2 separate regions of the Mus musculus genome follow, and region 1 is linked to region 2. A link is a contact called in ENCODE POLR2A ChIA-PET data. All regions are on one chromosome and are shown on one strand. Each heading gives the region's core, a stretch centred on a gene start or an enhancer-like site at or near the end of the contact. The rest is flanking DNA. Distances are from core to core; before and after follow the strand shown. Region 1 holds the start of Ncoa3 (nuclear receptor coactivator 3). Region 2 overlaps Zmynd8 (zinc finger, MYND-type containing 8).

Region 1 (5,048 bases), core at 2,394-4,893, 140 kb after region 2:
CGTGGAAGAGCCTGGGGGTTTGGCCAGGTGTCTGTCCTTGGTCAAGTGACTGACTTGTTCAAGCCTCCATTTACTCCTCTCTGAAATGGGGTGTGATCAGCATTCGTGCAGCGATGACATGAATGGGGGCGAGGAAGTACAAAAAGCTCTTGAAAAGCTGGGTGTGCTGCTGCCCTCCAGATCCCAGGAGGACGGCTGTGAGTTTGCAGCCAGCTTGGGCGGCAGCTTAAGACCCAGCCTCAAAATAAAACAAAAAGCAAGACAAAACAAAACAAACCCATTAAGAAAACAAAAATAAACCCCCAAAGTACTTGGAACATATAAGTGCTCTGTGAGTTCTGAGTCCTCCCTGTCCCACAACAACCAACTTTCCTACTTTGGAAATGTTCCGAGTCTACAGAAAATCTGAAAGTCTATGAGAAACATGGGTTGAGGGTACAGCTCAAAATGCTAGAGCGAGTACGTAGCTTGCATAAGGCTCTGGTTCAATCCTAGCACCCAAAGCTGCAAAGGCCTGTGTATCTGTCTGTAGTTGGCTTTCATTTGCTGGGATCAACACCAGGACCAAAAGGGTTGATTTCCATCACCGAGGAAGCCAAGGCAGGAACTGAAGCAGAGGACATGGAGAAACACTACCTACTGGGTTGTTCACCCCAGAACTGCTTGTTTGGGGATGGCACTGCCCTTACAGGGCCTAGGCCTGCCACACCAACCATTAATCAAGAAAATGAGACACAGATCTGTCTACAGGTCAGTGTGATGAAAGCCTTTTCTCACTTGTCCTCTTTCCAGATGGCTCTAGTTTGTGTCAAATTGCCAAAAACAAAAAACAAAAAAAACAAAAAAAAAACCAAAAAACAAAAAACAAAACAAAACCCAAAAACAAAAACCCTCAAAACCAATTAGCCCACATAGTGTTCTAAAAGAAAATCTATTCACAATGCCACATTTGCCCCCACATGCCCTTGCCACCATCCAGCACTTTTTTTTCCCTTTGAGACATTTGAGAGTAAATTGTAGGGAAGCCCACCAGCTTATAGAATTATGATCACCTTTATTTTCTGGAGGAGGGTGGGGCATGACATGGTACAGGATGGAAGATAGCTTTCGGGGGATTTGGTTCTCTCCTTCTGTTCTGAGACCTCACTCTTCAGGCCTGATGGCAAGGGACTATATCTGCTGACCCATGTGCTGGCCTTCTGTGATGGTTTTATATTTCATCTCAGTCAAGTGATCGACAAGTTGTATTCCTTAGGTTTTTAAAAGTCACCCTGGTGGTCTGTTCTTTACATCTACAACATGGAATGTGGCCAGTAGAATACATTCCTTTTTGGAATTTGAACTAGTTTTTCTCTCTTCCTCCCTTTCTCCCTCCATCTTTCTTCCTTCCAGTAGGCTCTTATTGGGTGGCCCTGCATGCCTGGCCCCGTCCTCTTGACAATCCTGTTGCCTCAGCCTCCTGAGTCCTGGGATTGCAGGATACCATGTGTAGGCTGGCCTGGGATTTCAGACATAGTGGAGGATAACCTTTGTCCTTTTACCTCCTAAATGGAAGGATTACAGGTGTGTCCTACCAGGCCTAGCTCTGGTGCTAATCTTGTTGGTGATGTAAGCACTGGGGCCCTCAAAGGACAGGGACGTACAAGAAGGCTGTGTGCAGGGCTGGCAGCTGCTGTTGGGTCTTGCCTGGGACCTCAGCCTCTGTCAACTGGTGCTTCCTTTCCCTCTGGATTCTCATAGAGCTAGAGTTGGGGCCAGGAAGGAGGAAGTAGGAGCTGGCAGCATTCTCAAGCTCTAGGCCTGTGACTTGTGTTTCCTTGGGGCAACAGTCTTAGAACCAAGCCTAATTCGAAGAAGGGACACAAGTCAATCCCTTCATGGAGGAGTGGTCTGGGCAAACAGGGAAGGATGAAGGATGAAGGCAGCATCTTCGCTGATTATCTACCTGAGCAAGTCAATCAGCTACTTTAAATTTTGGCTCTAGCACCGGCCAGATGCTGTTGCAGGGTCACCTGCTTACCCCACCCAAAGCAGCGGCATGTCTGCCTTCTTTTTGGATCTTTTACTGAAACAATTGAATTATTTTTTTACTGTTCATATCTGTTATGCTCTCAACATATACATATATAAAGATTATGTATATGTCTGAATATGGATAAAATTTTAGTACAGTACTGTGCTTGAATCAGTAATTATTTATTTTAATGTACTTTTGTTACATTTAGAATTATTATTACTATTTTTAGTTTTAAGATTAGATTTCTCTATGTAGCCCTGGATGGCCTGGAACTCAGAGATCCACTTGCCTCTGCCTTCTGAGTACAGGGATTAAGGGTGTGCACCACCACACCAGGTTTGGGACTTGGCTGCTGTGGGAATAACTCCAAGGGTAAACAGTGGACACTTGCAGAACAGTAAAGTAGTGCAGGTGGGAAATCCTTGAGGTGACAGCAGAACCTCAGGATAGGGTTAGTCTTATTCACACTGAAGACATTTTATACAGTTGTGTCCCAAGACGTCCTCTATTTTTTCCCATTAACTCCAAATTCCTTTACAAGTTCTTTTTACCTAAGAACTATCCATAAACCGGGGTTGCTAGTGCATGCCTTTAATCCAGCACTAGGGAGGCAGAGGCAGCCAGGTTTCTAAACTGGAGTCTAGCCTGGCCTACATTTATTGAATTTAACTTTGGCCTTATTTATTTTGGTCAGACTCCCCTCACCCCCATCCCCAACTTGGCTTTAAATCCCTGCTTTGAAGGAGGACTTTGAGTTTTTGTTTCTTCTGTTTCTGCCCCGGAGCCATGGGGTCACTGGGATTGCCTTCACTTGCTACCATCGGTTTTCTTGGAGGAGAGGCTGGTTCTGTAGAATGCTGCACATTCTGCGCTTTAATTTTTTAAAAAATTATTTATTTATTTATTTTCCTATTCCGTTAGATTCAGGTCACTTAACTTGGTAGTTTTCTGCTTTCTGCACTGCATCCTATCGGGGACATGGCGTGACAGTTTGAGTCACCTTTGGTGGCACCGAGTTTAAGATGTTCTTGGTTAAGGTGCTGTCTCTCAGTAATTCCCACTGTAAAGCAAGCTGTTCTCTGGTTTAAATCACAATACGCAGAGACCAAACCTGAGGACCAACACCTTGTGAGCCAAAACCTTTTTTTTTCCTTCGAGACAGGGTTTCTGTATAGCCCTGGCTGTCCTGGAACTCACTTTGTAGATCAGGCTGGCCTCGAACTCAGAAATCCGCCTGCCTCTGCCTCCTGAGTGCTGGGATTAAAGGCGTGTGCCATCACCGCAAGGCCCGAAACCTTTTCAAGTCAGTGACTTAGCAGGGCTCCTGACCTCGGGCCTCAGTTTGCTCCTCTGAAAAGTAAGGACAACGCCCCCTCAGCTACTGGTCTTGTGGGACGGTGCTTGGCGCACAATGAACACTCCATTGAAGTCAGGAATTCCAGGATGGAGACAGGCAAACGGGAAAACGAACCCAGAACGTCCTCTTCACCTCCAGCGGCTGGGTGAGCTGAGGGGAACCCAGGCCTCGCGGCCACGCCCCCTGCCTCGCGCACGGCCCCCTGGGACCCGTAGTGCTGGGCGTGGCCGCGGGACTACAAATCCCGGCGGCCCCCGCGCCGCGGCTTCAGCGGCGGCTGCCTCAGCTCCTCAGAGCGCCGGCGGCGGCCTCGGCGGAGTCGGTGTCGGCGGCCGGGGCTGAGCTGTGAGTTTCCGATCGAGAACAGCGTTGGGGAAGATGGCGGCGAGCGGTGAGTGGAGAGAAAGGCAGTGGCGAGCGGCGGGCGAGGCCGGCGGCATGGCCTGAGGCGGGGGTCCTGGGGTCGCCAGTAACGCGCGGCGCAGGCGACAGGGATCGCGCGGGCGGCGCTGGGCTCCGGGGCCCGTGCAGGGTCGCGAGGAGTTCGCGGCCGCGGCCTCTGCTTGCCGCTGGGGCTCCCCCCGCCGAATCTCGGGTCGGAGAAGCTCAGCCGAGTCTCCTCTTCCCGCCGGCGCCGCCCGGCGGAGCGGACACGGGCGGCTCCTCCGGCCGAAGCTGCGGCTCCGCTGCGAGCGGGCGCGGCGGACACGGAGTGTGCGGTGCCCGCGGGGTGTGTGCGGGGTGAGAGTGGGGTCTGTGGCGTGTGCGGGGTGTGTGGCATGGATGTGGGGGTCTGCGGGTTGTGCCAGGTGTGTTGGGTGGCCCCGGAGTCCGCCAGGTGTGTGGGGTGGATGCAGGCTGCGTGTGGGGGTCTGCAGGGTGGATGCTGGGCGAGGGAGCTGAGTGCGGTGTGCGAGGTGTGTGCTGGTGTGTGCCGGGTGAGTGGAGGTGCGAGGGGTGAGTGCAAGGTCTGCGGTCTGTGCGGGGCGAGGACCGGGTGGATGCGGGGTCCGCGATGTCTCCAGGGTGGATGCTTGGCGGATGAGGAGTCCGAGGTGTGTGTAGCGTGGATGCAGGGTCGGCCGTCTGTATGGGATGAGTGTGGGGTCTCTCCCTCTCTGTGCGGCGTGGATAGGGGCTCTGCCGTCTTGTGTCGGCTATCATCGAGGTCGCTTTCATCTTCTGAAATTCCCAGTCTAGGTTCGTTCATTGATTCTGTTTGCAGTAGTTTAAATGAAGTGGGAGGCAGTGCTACTTCCCTAGGCAGCTTGAGGGTGGCTAGGGTGGAAAAGTTAAGCAGGAGAGCAGCTCGGAGAGGCCAGAGCATCGTAGGCCCGCGGAGCAGGAGCCTAGGACTCCACACTGTATGACACTGGAAGGTTGGAAAGTGTCTTTAAGTCGAGAAACTTTTTCCCCCTCCCAAATGCGAAGACTTCCTTTTTTTTTTTTTTTGGTTGCAGTTTCTGAGTAGCGCTTCAAAGCCAACTTGTTTTTGTAATTAAGCTTGTGAGGTTAAAAACCAGGAAGGCGAGTCAGTCCCCTGTCTGCTGAAGGGCTAGGTGGACGAATAAGATGAGAGGTCCTGTATCAGGGTTTCTGGACTGAGATTTAAATGTCGGGGACCCTCGGCTTGGTTGACAGATCTCTGCTGCGCCAAAGCCTCAGCATTTGTTC
Region 2 (5,272 bases), core at 1,873-4,372:
CCCAAAGCCAGAGCCAAGACGGAGCTGGCTACTCACTATATAATTTCAAGAATGAAAACAGATTTGTGTTCAGAAACATATACGCGAGGCGGTAGGCATTTAACCACTGTGAGGCCTCTGCCCATAAAAGCAGCAACCTCGCTTCAATCAACGCTTGCTCCCTAGAGCTCACTCAGGCACTTGATAAAAGCTCAGAATAGATGAAGGAACCGTCACCAAAAACGAGGCCCAAACTCACAGTCACACAGAGAACAGACATCCTCCCCAGTCCATCTACGGGTCCCTAGTCAGCTCACATCCGAAGACTACCTAGCCTGCATCAGAGAGTGTAAAGCTAGAATATTCTTTAGGGGGGGGGAAATCCTTTTCCATATTTCTGACAGCAGCATCGGCTGCCAGGTAGGTGGGTCTGTGTGCGGAGAGAAGAAACAGTGGCCCATGACCAAAGCTGGACTCAGATGGTTTCTTTCCCCATTGACCTTCATTTTACAGATGAGAAAATGGTCTCAGCCACACAATTCCCACCCCCTCAGGCAGCTGTCTTAGCCCAGAGGAGAAGAAAACCCTGAGACCACCAAAAACTAACCCAAAGACTATCCCACCACCACCCCCGGTATCTGGCATATAGCTCTGTCCTCTGTCCTCAAAATAGATCTAAAACCCCACTGAACACGTTTGCACAGGCCCCTTCTGAACTGCCCTTTATGTAAATGGCAGCGAGTGCCAGGCAGCCTCCTACAGCAAAGCCAAGAACCCAAGCTGCATCACTGCCGCCTGGCCCCCATCCCACCACCGGTACAGAGGCCGCTCACAGCGGCTCCTTTACCTGTTCCTTATTGCTACTGTTGAGTAAGCCGGGTTTCTTTTTCTTTTTAATGGGGCTCGTGGATGAGTCTTGGGGCGAATGGCCATTGGAGGAATGTGGAGGGCTGGGGAACCTCCGTTTCGGGGCCGTTTTCTCTGTAGAGACAGGATCTGAAAGAGACACAGAGGACCATGTTTGAAATGCTCTCAAGGAGGCCTGGGTCATTTGGTGAGGGTGTGCAGGTGACACAGTCACTGTGGCTCTGTTCCCAAACCCTGAGTGACAGGTCTGTACTTTCTCTTCCTAGAATCTACCTGTCTCTTCCTTCGGGACACTGAGTCTTTCTTCTTATCTAGGTGCCAAGGACACAACAAGAGAACCCTCAAACCACCTAGATTTTTGCCTTCCCTTTTAAAACAAACAAAAATAAAAACAACCCAAGGCCCACAGGCCCCGACTGACTTGGCACATCTGTGGGGCAATCACCTATCTTTACATGGGAAGCTGTCACCAACTTTTTAAAACAAAACAGCCCTTTCCACGACCTTGGCGACAAGGCCATGACCACGATTTGAATGTGAGAAACACACACACACACAGAGGCTCATATACTTCAACTTGCAGCCACCAGCTGGTGACGCTGTCGTGGGAGCTGTGGTATTGAGGAGAAGGAGCCTCTCTGGAGGAAACGGGTCACTAGGGGTGGACTGTGACATTTTTGAGCCAGGCCCAAGCCATGCTTCCTGTTCTGTTTCTACCTCCTGTGCAAGAGCTGTGGTCATGAGGAGCCCGACTGCCCACTCCCGCTGCCACGGATAGCACCGCCGACCACCACCTCCTAAGATGGCAGCCTGCATCCCCTCAAGATGAAAGCCAAAATAAACCTTACCTTCCTTAGGTTCTTGTCATGGATTTGGTCACAGCAACAAAAAAAAATAACACATCAAGTTACTAGAAGTGGTCACACAAGCAGGGGTGTTGCTCTGACACCCAAGAAACACATCTCCACACCCTGCCCAACAGCAAAATCAAGACACCCCCGAGACACTTCAAGGAGGCAGTGCGCCCCATTCAGTTGGCTAAGAGTAGGGCAAGCCCCTCCCCCAGGAAAGTTCTCATGCCACACCCACTCCCTGTCTGAGACCCTTGTCTAAAGGCATCAAACAAAGAACTCGCACTGACTCTCTCCTTAAAAAGCCCCACCCACCCCGGTCAATTTGCCCTTGGTTTTATACTCTTGCCACTCCACTACCAATCCACCTGTTCACCTGTAAGACCCACAATTCGTTCATGCCCGATGGTGGGCTCATTAACTTAGGGACAAAGGTATGCCCTGGTGCACCTCACACCCTGAGAAACTGAAGTGAGAGAAGCAGAAAAGGATACCAGGAGCCTAGAGGGTATCAGCAGGTGCTCTCTGCTTCAACTTGACACTTTACCACCATGACTAGACACAAACTTCAGTGACCACAAACAGGAGTGGCTTAATGCGTGGCAGCCATACAACAAAACATTCTCTGGCCACTAAGAACGCTAAGTGCAAACTGCAGAGATGGCTCAGCGGTTGAGAGCCCTGGCTGCTCTTCCAGGGGACCTGGGTTCAATTCACAGCAATCACATGGTGGCTCACAACCATCTGTAACACCAGTTCCAGGGCACCCAATGCCACCTTCCAGCCTCTGCACGCACATGGTGCACCTACACACACACAGGCAAAACCCTTGTACACATTTTAAAAATCAAGAAGAAGGCTGAACATAGCCAGGAGACAGAGACAGAGACAGAGAAACCTCCATGACTTTGCGAACAGCTTGGTTGACAGAGTGAATTCCGGGCCGGTGAAACCCTGTCTCAAGATGAAGAACGTAGTGGTTAGTTCAAGGATAGATCCGTTATGTGCTTCTGTGCAAGCGAAAGGACCCGAGCCCAGACATCGTGTAAAGTTAGCCATGGTTGCCTGAATCTGTAATCCCTGCACTCCTTTAGCGAGATGTGAGGTGGACAAGAGACTCTCCGGAAGCTTATGGGCCAGGTAGACTGCTGTATGCATGGCAAACAAGGGGGAGATAACTGACATCCAGGCGCTCTCTCTCTCTCTCTCTCTCTCTCTCTCTCTCTCTCTCTCTCTCTCACACACACACACACACACACACACACACACACACACACATACACATACACACACACAAACACACAAATCATGGGTAAGAAAGACATCTGTATTCACGGGCACTTGTAACCCCAGCACTTCGGAGGCTGAGGCAGATGGATTGCTGTGAGTTCCAGGTCAGGCTAGTTAACAGAGTGCCACACACTCTCCACCCCTCCCGCACTGAAAGAGTGATGAGGTAATACAGAGGGTGCCATTTGGTGGCAGAGCACTTGCCCAGCAGGCACAAGGCTCCCGGTCCCATCCCCCAGCACCAAGAGGGACAGTATCTCTCCAGGGACTCCTGTATGGCAATCTCCAGCCTGGGTCCAGTTACAAAACAACACGTCTAGCGCCTCCAGGAGGCGACACGCCCCATCCCCAAAAGGATGCGATCCTGCATATAAACACCTGGAATACTCCAGGGGGGACCCCAAAGTCCAGCCAGGTTCCTGGGGGAGCAGGTGGGCGTCTCAGGAGGCGGGCCTGCAGAAGGGATTATATATCAGCATATACCCTGGTGTACTACAGACAGTGTGACTTTATCAAAGTAAGGGAAATGAAAGGGATTTAGAAGGCTCAATTGCGCATGAAAGGCAGCAGGTGCAGGCAAAAGGCAATAACGAGTAAAGGAGGGCGGGGCCCCTGAGTGATGTCACAGGCAGATAAAGTGGGGGCTGGGCTGCTGTGGGCCGCAAGGCCTCTGGAAGGAGCTGGGGGTTTGTTCTCCGTGCAGCTAATACAACCCATCAACTCTGCCCATGTCAGAGCCTAAGTACTTACTGCAGGTGACCTGGCAGGGTGGTGGTGGCACACGCCTTTAATCCCAGCACTTGGGAGGCAGAGACAGGCGGATTTCTGAGTTCAAGGCCAGCCTGGTCTACAAAGTGAGTTCCAGGACAGCCAGGGCTATACAGAGAAACCCTGTCTCGAAAAAAACCAAAACAAACAAACAAACTGCAGGTGGCCTGGGGTTCACATGAGCACGTCTCAAAAGAAACAATACTCTGGCCAGTCCAAACCAGGAACTGACCAGGCAAATATTTGCTGTACTTACAAACTCCAGGCTAGTGGTTAGGTTTAGAGAAGATTCCCCCATGGGAGACAAGGGTCTGTTTCTAGGTTGTCTCAAGATTTCTTAGCTGGCTTTGGAAGTACTTCGGTTCTCAAACTCAATTCCATTATGTAAGACCCCTAAGGACGGTGACACGAAGGACCAGCCCATCAGGAAGGGGATGGGGCACTGTGGACCAGAGCGGTACAGCCTCAGAGCCAAGCCTAGACCTTGACAGTCTGAATCTTTCCTCTGTGAGTTCCAGACTACCTTGGTCTACATAGCACAAAGCATCAGGGGGCTACATAGAACTTGTCTCAGATCACCTCAACTCTATCTGCCGCTACGAGCACAAGGACTGCCCCCAGAGCTTATGGAAGTCTAACTGCTGTATCCAAGCTAAACACCGGTAGCATCTTAGGAGCTGCGGCTGGAATTATCGTTTTCAGAATACTAAAGGGCAGGTCAGCCCTACTGCCTAAACGCCTCCCTGTCCCACTGGGAGCCCTATGGCCCTGTGGCTTAAACACCTCCCTGATCCATCAGGAACCCAACATCCGGTGACTGTACTGTACACTGATGGGAAGAAACCCAGCTGTCGTCATGGTAATGAAATCACCATAAGGACCGCTTCCAGAAAGCTGAGTCAGACTTTTACTTCTCTAATGATCTGATTCTGAGGAGGGTACATTGCTAAGCGCGTCTCATGTATAAATGTGGGATGATGACAAACAGCCACCACCAGCTGTCTCACAGAGGAATGAATGGTTCACCTTGCATCCAAGAAGTACTTTTTTTTTTCCTCTTCCACCTTCTCTGGACTAGCAGGACACCATTTGCTGGCCCTTCACCAACTTCCTGCCTCCAATCCACCCCCTCAAAATGAGTCTGACTCTGACTGTGTTAACTTGGGTGAGGGAGCAGGCCTGCTTTGTGGAGGAGATGGCACAGTGACTCAGGAACACAGCCTGGACTGGGGCAGGCAACAGAAGCTTCTCCTCTTGGTGACATTTCCCTGAAGTTAGTAAGAGGCCTCCTGGGTATTAAGAGCTAAGAGTGTGATGTAATCCTTCCAGAGCCTGTGTCTTAGGAACCATCAGAAATGATCAGGCTCAGCACTTCCTGCGTGTCCTTTGACTTAAGGGACAGTTCACTTCAGATAACGCAGCTATAAGCAAAGACCTGTTCAAACTACTTCAAATGTATTTCCAACACGATACAGCTATAACCAAGAATTAGGGCCAGGATACGAACCCAGAAAGTA

The links. ChIA-PET counts read pairs that join two places held with the same protein, here RNA polymerase II (POLR2A).
Region 1: POLR2A ChIA-PET joins it to region 2 with 15 read pairs in Patski. The contact joins the promoter of Ncoa3 here to the enhancer-like site in region 2. POLR2A ChIA-PET finds 5 or more read pairs at or near these places in 4 of 5 experiments (Patski and embryonic stem cell).

Annotation. Positions count from the first base shown.
Region 1 is chr2:165,988,994-165,994,041 of GRCm38, forward strand. Ncoa3 (nuclear receptor coactivator 3) reads left to right here and starts at 3,644. Exons shown (of 23, transcript NM_008679.3): 1 at 3,644-3,765. LOC115489489 reads right to left here and starts at 4,788. Exons shown (of 2, transcript XM_030252296.1): 1 at 3,347-4,788. The coding sequence starts at 4,701. The coding sequence ends at 3,610.
Region 2 is chr2:165,851,174-165,856,445 of GRCm38, forward strand. Zmynd8 (zinc finger, MYND-type containing 8) reads right to left here. Exons shown (of 23, transcript NM_001363020.1): 3 at 827-975. Among named protein-coding and RNA genes, the nearest start is that of Gm11465, 28 kb to the right of the region's middle. Within about 2 kb of position 3,123, at least 1 of the 3 ENCODE cell types and tissues checked has a DNase peak (open chromatin) inside an H3K27ac peak, as active enhancers do.